Regions from separate parts of the Homo sapiens genome. Here region 1 is linked to region 2. Evidence: chromatin loops called from intact Hi-C (ENCODE). Cell type or tissue: endothelial cell of umbilical vein. All regions are shown on one strand. Links, peaks and the distances in the headings refer to the core of each region. The heading gives the core; the rest is flanking DNA. Region 1 overlaps AXL (AXL receptor tyrosine kinase). Region 2 overlaps CCDC97 (coiled-coil domain containing 97).

Region 1 (6,684 bases), core at 862-3,361, 96 kb after region 2:
GCTATCAGATCAACTGTCCTGGTACTGCAGTGCTCAAGTGCAGAGTTCAAGAAACTCTTATTTATCTAAATAATCGCCTGGCCGGGTGCTATGGCTCACATCTGTAATCCCAGCACTTTGGGAGGCCGAGGCGGGTGGATCACTTGAGATTAGGAGTTTAAGACAAGCCTGGGCAACACAGTGAAACCCCCGTCTCTACTAAAAATACAAAAAAATCAGCCGGGCATGGTGGCGCGTGCCTGTAATCCCAGCTACTCGGGAGGCTGAGGCACGATAACTGCTAGAACCCGGGCTGCGGAGGTTGCAGTGAGCCAAGGTCGCCACACTGCACTCCAGCCTGGGCGACAGAGAGAGACTCTGTCTAAAAAAAAAAAAAAAAGGCCCCAGGGTGCAAAATAGTGATGGCTGCAATTCGGATAGGCCAAAGAGAAGCCTTAAAGTGCTTCCTTTTAAGTGAAAAGGTGAAAATTCTCCACTTAGAAAAAGATAATCATATATATATGTACTGAGGTTGCTAAGATCTATAGTAAGAAAACAATCTATCTGCGAAATTGTGAAGGAAAAAGAAAGTTATGTGTAGTATATACAGGGTTTAGTATTATTCATTGTTTCAGGCTTTTGTGGGGGCTCTTAGAGAACGTATCCTGGTGAATAAGGGGAATCCCCCAACACAGATACACGTAGAAACATAGACACCCCCCTCCCCCAGCACACACACACAATGTCTGCGCTAGGATGTAAGAAGGACCAAGTTTTTCGTTTTGTTTTTTGAGACAGGTTCTTGCTCTATCTCCCAGGCTGCAGTACAGTGGCACAATCACGGCTCACTGCTGCCTTGACCTCCAGGGCTCAAGCGATCCTCCTGTCTCATCCTCCCAAGCAGCTGGGACTACAGGCGGCCACCACACTTGGCTAACTTTTCAATTTTTTTTTGTAGAGAAGAGGAGAGTCTCACCACGTTGCCCAGGCTGCTCTCAAACTTCTGGCCCCAAGCGATCCTCCCGCCTCGGCCTCCCAAAGTGCTGGATCGCAGGCAGAGCCACTCGGTGCCCGGCCCTGGGACCAAGTCTTGTAAGTGCGACTGCAGTTCTGCGTGTTGTTTACGCGTGTGCTTGTGCATCTGTGTTTGTGTTTCTGAGCTGGTATGTTTGTGACCCTGCGTGTATCTGTGGATGGTGTGTACGTGCATGTGTTGAGTATCTGTGTACGTGTCTCTCGTGTTTGCTCCGTGCGTGTACGCCTCTGTTCCCACCGCGTTGGCAAGGGAGGCTCTCCATCCGCAGACACAAAGTTTCCTTTTCTCCGTCAGCGGAGGGAGTGGAATGGTGCAAAGTCTGCAGAGGCCGGAAAGGGGAGGGTAGGGGAGCTCCTCAGTCGCGGCTTCCTAGGTGGCCGTTCCCAGACAAGGTCAGGTGCCCGCTCCCGCAGCCTCCGCGCCCTGAAGGCCCCGCGCCCGCAGCCCCCGCGCCGCCCGGAGGAGAAACAGTACAGTCCCGGGCGGGCGGCCCGAGTGGGGGCGGGGAGCCTGGGTCGGGTCCAGCCACCTGGCACGTGGGGCCCCGCCAGGGTCAGCGCGCGGGAGCTGGCGCCGCCGGCCGGAGAAGCCCTGGGGCTGGAGGTGGGTTCTGGAGCCGGGTCCCGTTCCGACCGCAGCATTCCTGCCCCCGCGTGAGTCACCGGGGGCACCTCCCCACCCCAGCGCTTCCGGCCGGCTTCGGGGGCGCGGAGCCAGAGCCGGGATCCCCCTTCCCAGGCCCCAACGGCCGCACCTTGAGTGAAGGGGACAGGAGGAACTGGGACCCCTTCCCCTCCAGAAGGTTCTTGCTTTACCGCAAGACGACAGGAGCAGGCCGATTCCAGATGTGCTTTCCAGATGTCCTGACCATCCCCCCACAACCCCTGCTCTCCGCCCCAGCTTTTCCAGAGAATGAGAGGGATGGAAGGAGGAGGGGCACGCCCTGAGTCAGATAGAGGGACAGACGCACACAAACGGACGAAATTCCTTCACACAGCAAACCCCCCCACACACACACTCACAATGAATCACACTTAAACACACAGGGGCTGTTATTAGCACAGAAGACGCAGCGCTTGGTAAGTTAACGGCACACAGATATGCAAGGGCTGATGTCACAAACACAGTGACACAAAAACACCGTGACTCACACATATACACGCGGGCTGACACTGATGTACATTCATAAAGAGACATGTATGCATACAAGCCAACGTGGGACAAACACATAAACACACAGTCACACATGTACACATTGATTACAAACACCTAGCGACGCAATGTACATCTAGGCTGATGCCAACACACACAGAAACTTAAATGTCCCTGTATATTCAGAGACACACACCACGTAACAGCGTACATGGAGTTGAGGTGGACAGATAGATACACACCAGGACACAATGAAGGGTCATTTTGACCTGCTCAGACACAGACACACCGACGCGTACACCTCACAGCCAAGCCTCCATCTACGCCATAAGATGGAGCTGGATGCGCCCAGGTTTCATGTTCACCCAGACACAGACTGATACAAAAACACATTTGCGCTGGGTGCGGTGGCTCACGCCTGTAATCCCAGTACTTTGGGAGGCCGAGGCCGGTGGATCACTTGAGGTCAGGAGTTTGAGACCAGCCTGGCCAACATGACAAACCTGTCATGAAACCCTGTCTTTACTAAAAATACAAAAATAAGCCAGGCGTGCCTGTAATCGCAGCTCCTCAGGAGGCTGAGGCAGGAGAATCCCTTGAACCCCGGAGGCGGAAGTTACAGTAAGCCAAGATCGTGCCACTGCACTCCAGCTTGGGTGACAGAGTGAGACTCCGTCTCAAAACAAAAACCCCAAAAAACAAAAAAACACAGTTTCGTAGATGCGCAGGCCTGATGCAGACACACAAGGATGGAGACACTGCCATGGACACATAGATTGACACAGAGACACATCTATACGCTGACTGGTAAGCATCCTTAGGTCATGTACTCAGAGGCAGCAGGGGCCAGTGCACACACAGGGAGACCAGAGAGAAGCAGAGGGTGCTGTTACACACACACACACACACACAGGTCTGTGACTACAGTCATACACCAACATGCTTACCCTGTGACATATACACACACGCCACAGAGACATCTATGGACACACACAGAAAGCTGGTAAGAGGCTGAGGGTTGAGAGCAGTGGCTCACGCCTGTAAATCCCAACACTTTGGGAGGCCGAGGCGGGAGGATCACTTGAGGCCAGGAGTTCAAGAGCAGCCTGGGCAACATGGCGAGACTCTGTCTCTACCAAAAAATTCAAAAACTATCTGGGTATGGTGGCACATGCCTATAGTCCCAGCTGCTTGAGGGGTGGGAGGGTGCTGAGGTAGGAGGATTGCTTGAGCCCAGGAGGTGGAGGCTACAGTGAGCCATGATCACAGTACTGCACTCCAGCCTGGGTTACACAGCGGGAGCTTATCTTGAAAAAAAATAAGGGGGAAAAAAGGTGGTAAGAAACACAAGTTATCCATGGACACGTTCTGATTCTGCAAGGGAACACAAGCTCTCACTAGGACACTCTCACACCCATAGCTGCACACCTGTGGGCTGACACTACCACCTCCATACAGAGAGGTGTGCACCATAGCCCCAAACCCACTACCCTCCAGGCACACTTTACTTTCATACAGTGAGTCCCAGCTGTGAACACACAAACACAAAAAAGAGGGACAGACACAGGCTGACACTGGTACACTCCATCATGCGCACACACACAGACACCCACACACGGGCAACCCCTAAGAAACGTAGAGAGAGAGACATGCTATAAAGATCCAAACACATATTGGGACAGAATCCAAGCTGAAGGAAATATATTTAGTCACACACACACACACACACACCACACATGGGACATCCACAGAAGTCCACCCTCGCCAAGGCACACCCTCACACAGAGGTTGTGCTGACGGATACACTAACACTCAGATCCAGAACACACAGATATCCAGACACCCCACCACCACCACACAGACATGCACAGATCCTCACACCTGTGCAGCCCCCATTTCTCTCCCTCCCCTCCCCTTCTCATGGGACCTGCCAGGCTGACTCATGCCCGATCCCCAACCCTGGTCCCTACTCAGCCACTCGAGCCATGGGCCTGAGTCACTCCTCTGGGGTCAGCATGCTCACCAGGTCTTCCTTGCAACTCAGGGTCCCAGGAATGCTGAGAATGTGAGCTCCTCCCTCCACCCTGGAGACCCCCAGTCAGAAGGCCCCTCCTCATTCCAGCAGAGAGAGGCAGCAGGTTGGGAGTGCGGGAAGCTGATGCCCTCCAGGCTGCAGCCTCCTTCCTTTACAGAGCCTCTGCCATCTGCTCCTCTGTCTTTCCTCCTTCAGTAGGGAGAACCCCCTGAATCCAGGGTCCCCCAGTGATGCCCCTGACCACTGCATAACCCTGAGCTCGGTCCTTCCTCGTCTGCATGGTGCAGAAGGGAATGGTCCCCAAGAAGGAGAGGGTTTCTGTCACTCCAACTTCCCTGTCCTGTCTTTCATTTTGTTTTGTTTTTCGTTTTGAGACAGAGTCTTGCTCTGTCACCCAGGCTGGAGTGCAGTGGTGTGATCTCGGCTCACTGCAACCTCCATCTCCCGGGTTCAAGCGATTCTCCTGCCTCAGCCTCCCAAGTAGCTGGGACTACAGATGCCCGTCACCACGCCTGGCTAATTTTTGTATTTTTGGTAAAGATGGAGTTTTGTCATGTTGGCCAGGCTGGTCTCGAACTCCCAGCCTCAAGTGATCCACCTGCCTCAGCCTCCCAAAGTGCTGGGATTACAGGCGTGAGCCACCATGCCCGGCCTCTCTGTCCTGTCTATGTTCATCTTGGGTCACTGTGGCCTGTCCCTTCCAGTGTATGTCATTCTATCTCTCTCTGTCTCCCACTTTCTTTTTTTTTTTTTTTCTTTTGAGATGGAGTCTCGCCCTGTCGCCCAGGCTGGAGTGCAGTGGCGCAATCTCGGCTCACTGCAAGCTCCGCCTCTCGGGTTCCTGCCATTCTCCTGCCTCAGCCTCCCGAGTAGCTGGGACTACAGGCGCCCGCCACCACGCCCGGCTAATTTTTTGTATTTTTAGTAGAGATGGGGTTTCACCGTGTTAGCCAGGATGGTCTTGATCTCCTGACCTCGTGATCCGCCCGCCTCAGCCTCCCAAAGTGCTGGGATTACAGGCGTGAGCCACCACGCCCAGCCTCTGTCTCCTACTTTCTTCCTGCTCTCTCTTCTTTGGGTTCCATCTCCCCAGTGGGGACCGGGCTGGACATCCTCCCTTTGACTGAGGCCAGCAGGCTTGTTAGGGCAGGAGGTGGGCCGGTTGTGGAGGGAGGCGGAGGAGAGGAGGGCACGGTTGATTCCGGTGCCCTGCTTGGGTCAAGGGCTGACAAAGGGGCACCAGGCCCACACGCACTCGAGCCATGGAACAGCTCAGAGGAAACCCAGGACAAAGAATTCTATTCAGAGAGAGGCCGGGGTGAATGGAGGGAGAGAGAAGCAGAGAGACAGAGAGAGAGACACATACAAAGAGAGACAGAAAGACACACACACCAAGAGACAGAAAGAGACAGAAAAAGGCATACGGAGAGAAATAAGATAGGTAGAGACAGAGAGGCAGAGACAGACTCAGAGGGAGAAACGAGAGAGACAGACAGTGAGGGACAGAAGGACAGTCAGACACTCACGCAGAGGTAGCAATGTTCCCTTGCTCCTGACTTCAGCCCTGCCCGGCCCCCTATTCGGAGCTGACCCACATCCCCGGACTCACCTGGAACATGCAGGCTGCGCTGGGGGCCGTGACCTGGAGCCGTGGCCAGGGGGACAGCATCCTGGAGCCAGAGTAGGTCCACGGGCTCTGGGGGTCCCTGAGCTTGGCAGCTCAGGTTGAAGGGGGTGTTGGCGGCCACAGTCCTGTCTTCGGGCTCCTCCAGGAAGTAAGGCAAGCCTAGCGGGGTGGGCAGTGGTAGAGGCTGGGGTCCCTCTGAGGCCCCAAGATGCCTGACTCACCACTAGGATGCTGTAGGCTTTGGGCAGCAAACCCACCCTGCAGGGTCATTGACTTGCCTTATCTGATCCCCGAGGGCACCTGAGCCATACCCAACACACACGTGACCCCAATATCTGATTCCTCCCATGTCAGACCCCCCACGATAGCTGAGCTCCTCATGTCTCTCTTCCAGAATGTCTGACAGCTCATCCTCATCTCATTCTATGGATGAGAAAAAAGAGACCGCTGGGGTCGTGGGGACAGGGGTACGTTGCGTGCCTCTGACGCCTTATCTGAAGACCAGAATGGCCTCCTGTGACCTGATGGTGTCTGATGCCTAGGACATCCAACTACCCCCAAGAAGTCTTTTCACCCAGAACATATAATCCCCCAGCCTTGGCACCATAACTTATATGGACTCCCAGCTTCTTGACCACCCAAAACTCTGACATTCTTAGGCTGTATGACGCTAGGTTCATCCTGAATCCTCCAGCACCCTTTGACCTTGACCCCTCAGGATTCCTGACTTCCCACAACCTATGAGCGCCACATGTCCTCTGACCCCTCAGGACCCCTGACCCCAGAGCTCACCCTCCAGCCCAACATAGCCAGGCTGGGACACGAAGGTCTGATGTCCCAGAAACACCAAACACT
Region 2 (2,500 bases), core at 1-2,500:
GCCTAGAGAGGTGGAAATGTACAAGTAGAAAGAAGAGGCCCAGAGTGAGGCAGAAGGAGAGATGGGAACCTAACAGAAGCAAGGAGGCTCTGAGTGTGAGACACAGCGCAGACATAAACAGAGAGGGGGAGACAGACAGCACGGGAGGCAGCTGCGCTGGGGCCTAGGGGTCAGCACCGGAACCAAACTGGCCACTTCCAGCCACGAAAGGCCCTGCCAGCTGGCCTCCGGCAAGGGGAGGACTTTCACCTTGGGCCCTGCGGTGGAGACAGAGCCTAAGGCAGAGAGAGAGGGGGAGAAAGGGAGAGACAGCCAGCCAGAGCACTGGAAAGAGGGAGCGGGGGTAGGGAGAGAGACAGAAAGACAGAAAGAGACAGAAAGAAGCCCAGACAGACACCAAGAAAGACAGAGGCAGGAGACAGGGTGGGAGAGATGAGAAAGGGAACCCCAGAAACAGTGGGGGTGGGGGTTGTCTGAGATGAGACTAGACCCAGTGAGATGGTGGTGTGTGTGGGTTGTGGGGCACTGCCCTGATGTCCCCCTAGAGAAAGGGTCACTGAGCAGGCCTGGAATCAGCTGCCTTGTTGGGGATGGGGATGGGGCAGGCGGTGGGAAGGGTGGCGGCCATCAGTCCCCATCCAGCTCTGGGCTGGGCGCATCCTCAGGTTCTTCCTCATCAAAGTACCTCTCCTCCTCATCCCGTGCCACGATGTCGAGGTTGTCGAAGTCGGGGTTGTCGTCTACTGTGCTGCAGGAGGAGGAGGCTGTCAAGGACTGGGTCTCCCTGGGACCCTCGGATGCCCAGGTCAAAGGCCTGGGGCACCCTGATGTCAAAGGCCATGTGCTGGCAGCCGTCAGAGCTGACCCTCCCAAGGGAGATAGTGTTTAAAACTCTCAGGGTTTAAAACTCAAGGGAACATTTTCCAAATCAGAGTTTGCACAAAAACTCTGGGCTGGGCATGGTGGCTCATGCCTGCAATCCCAGCACTATGGGAGGCCAAGGCAGGAAGATGGCTTGAGCCCAGCAGTTGGAGCCCTGGGCAACAAAGGGAGACCCTGTCTCTACAAAAAAATTGAAAAAGTAGCCAGGCGTGGTGGTGAGCACCTGTAGTCCCAGCTTACTCAGTTGGCTGAGGCGGGAGGCTCACTTCAGGCCAGGAGGTCAAGGCTGCGGTGAGCTATGATCAAACCACCACATTCCAGCCTGGGTGACAAAGGAGACCCTGTCTAAAAAAAACCCCAAAGCTCTAGTTTTTCTTAAAAAGCTGTAAAATGTGGCGACACATGGGCTTACATTCTCAAGCAGGCAGTGGCTCTCAACAAAGAACCACTTGGGGGTAATTTTGCCCCCACGGCATTTTGACATTTTGACGTCATCACTGGGGGCTTGCTACTGCCCTCCAGTGGATAGAGGCCGGGATTAGCCAGAGCTGACCACAGGCAGGACAGCTGCCCATGCCCTAAGGCAGCAAGTAAACCCAGCAGCACGCACTTGGGTTGCCAAGCCTAGCTTGATTTGGCCACTCAGAGATCTCCTACCCCCTTGCGACCCCTTGCGACTGCTCCAGCCCCTTCTGCCCCTTGGTGCTGCTGGGGGCTCTGGCACCTACTATGGCCTCTGCCAGGAATGCTCCTCCCACTTCCTGCAGGCCTTTGCTGTCAGCCCCTCAGAGAGGCCTTCCCTAGCCACCCTGTCACTCCCCTCCCACTGCTTCACTTTTCCTCATGGCCCCATCACCATGAAGTGCTAGAAAATTCTAGATCTTCCTCACTAGAGTGGGACCCCTTTTCAGGCAGGGAAGCCTTTCGTTGGTTTTGGTCCCCGCCTTATCCCCAGAGCCTGTGGACATCACAGATGCTCAGCACATGCCAACTGAATGCACGGATGGGGGACACGTCGGGGCCACTGCTGCCCTCCCGAGGCAACACACTGTGGTCCCTGCCACCCCCAATTTCCTCCTGGGCCCTGGCTTGGGAACAGCAGTGATGCCTGCTGAATGAGGGTCCCCATGGTCCAGGCCCTCTGCTCACCACTTTGCGTGCAGGAACTGGGGCTCTGAGCAGGCCTGCCTGGCTGGAAGTGGAGCAGCCAGATTCCATTCAAGAGCCAGGGATCCCAGAATGGGAGGAGGCTCTGGTGACCATGGCTGGGCCCCACGGCAGGGGCAATCACAATTCCCACTTTCCTGATGAGCCCACCTCAGGACGGACGTAGGGTCCGCTTATGTGTGGTCACACATTTCACATGTCATCGGGGCTGGATGTGAAACCAAGGAGGGTCCTCTGCTGCTGGGCCCAGTGTTTGGGACCACAAGGCAAAGCTACCTTAAATGACAAAACCAATCTTTGACTGACACATCACTCTCCTGGGTCCTTTTCCAAAGCAGGTGGCCCACGTGTCTCAGCCCTGGGGTGCTACTGGAGAAATGAACAACTGTAACTGTGGGGGCAGCCAGTGCAGGCCCCTCCATGCCGGGCATGAACTTTGCCAGGGGTTACT

Evidence for each region. Peaks named below come from ENCODE experiments on the same cell type or tissue, not always from the same donor. Only the 100,000 strongest peaks of a DNase experiment are listed, where the experiment ranks them.
Region 1: it touches region 2 in a loop (2.0-fold over the local background); 2 of 110 quality-filtered maps call a loop at or near these places.

The regions. Positions count from the first base shown.
Region 1 is chr19:41,221,184-41,227,867 of GRCh38, reverse strand. It overlaps AXL (AXL receptor tyrosine kinase), which reads right to left. Exons shown (of 20, transcript NM_021913.5): 3 at 6,622-6,684; 4 at 5,812-5,988. Among named protein-coding and RNA genes, the nearest start is that of AXL, 5.3 kb to the right of the region's middle. RefSeq lists enhancers at 2,682-3,617, 5,492-6,429. In endothelial cell of umbilical vein, for the core only: no CTCF peak of the experiment used is centred there; DNase peaks (open chromatin) are centred at 1,247 and 2,017; H3K4me3 peaks cover 1,095 bases; H3K27ac peaks cover 2,500 bases.
Region 2 is chr19:41,320,843-41,323,342 of GRCh38, reverse strand. It overlaps CCDC97 (coiled-coil domain containing 97), which reads right to left. Exons shown (of 5, transcript NM_052848.3): 5 at 1-748. The coding sequence ends at 628. Among named protein-coding and RNA genes, the nearest start is that of CCDC97, 12 kb to the right of the region's middle. RefSeq lists an enhancer at 1-191 and silencers at 290-776, 945-1,239, 1,325-1,619. In endothelial cell of umbilical vein, for the core only: a CTCF peak has its summit at 1,407 (motif pointing left); DNase peaks (open chromatin) are centred at 162 and 1,402; H3K27ac peaks cover 1,496 bases.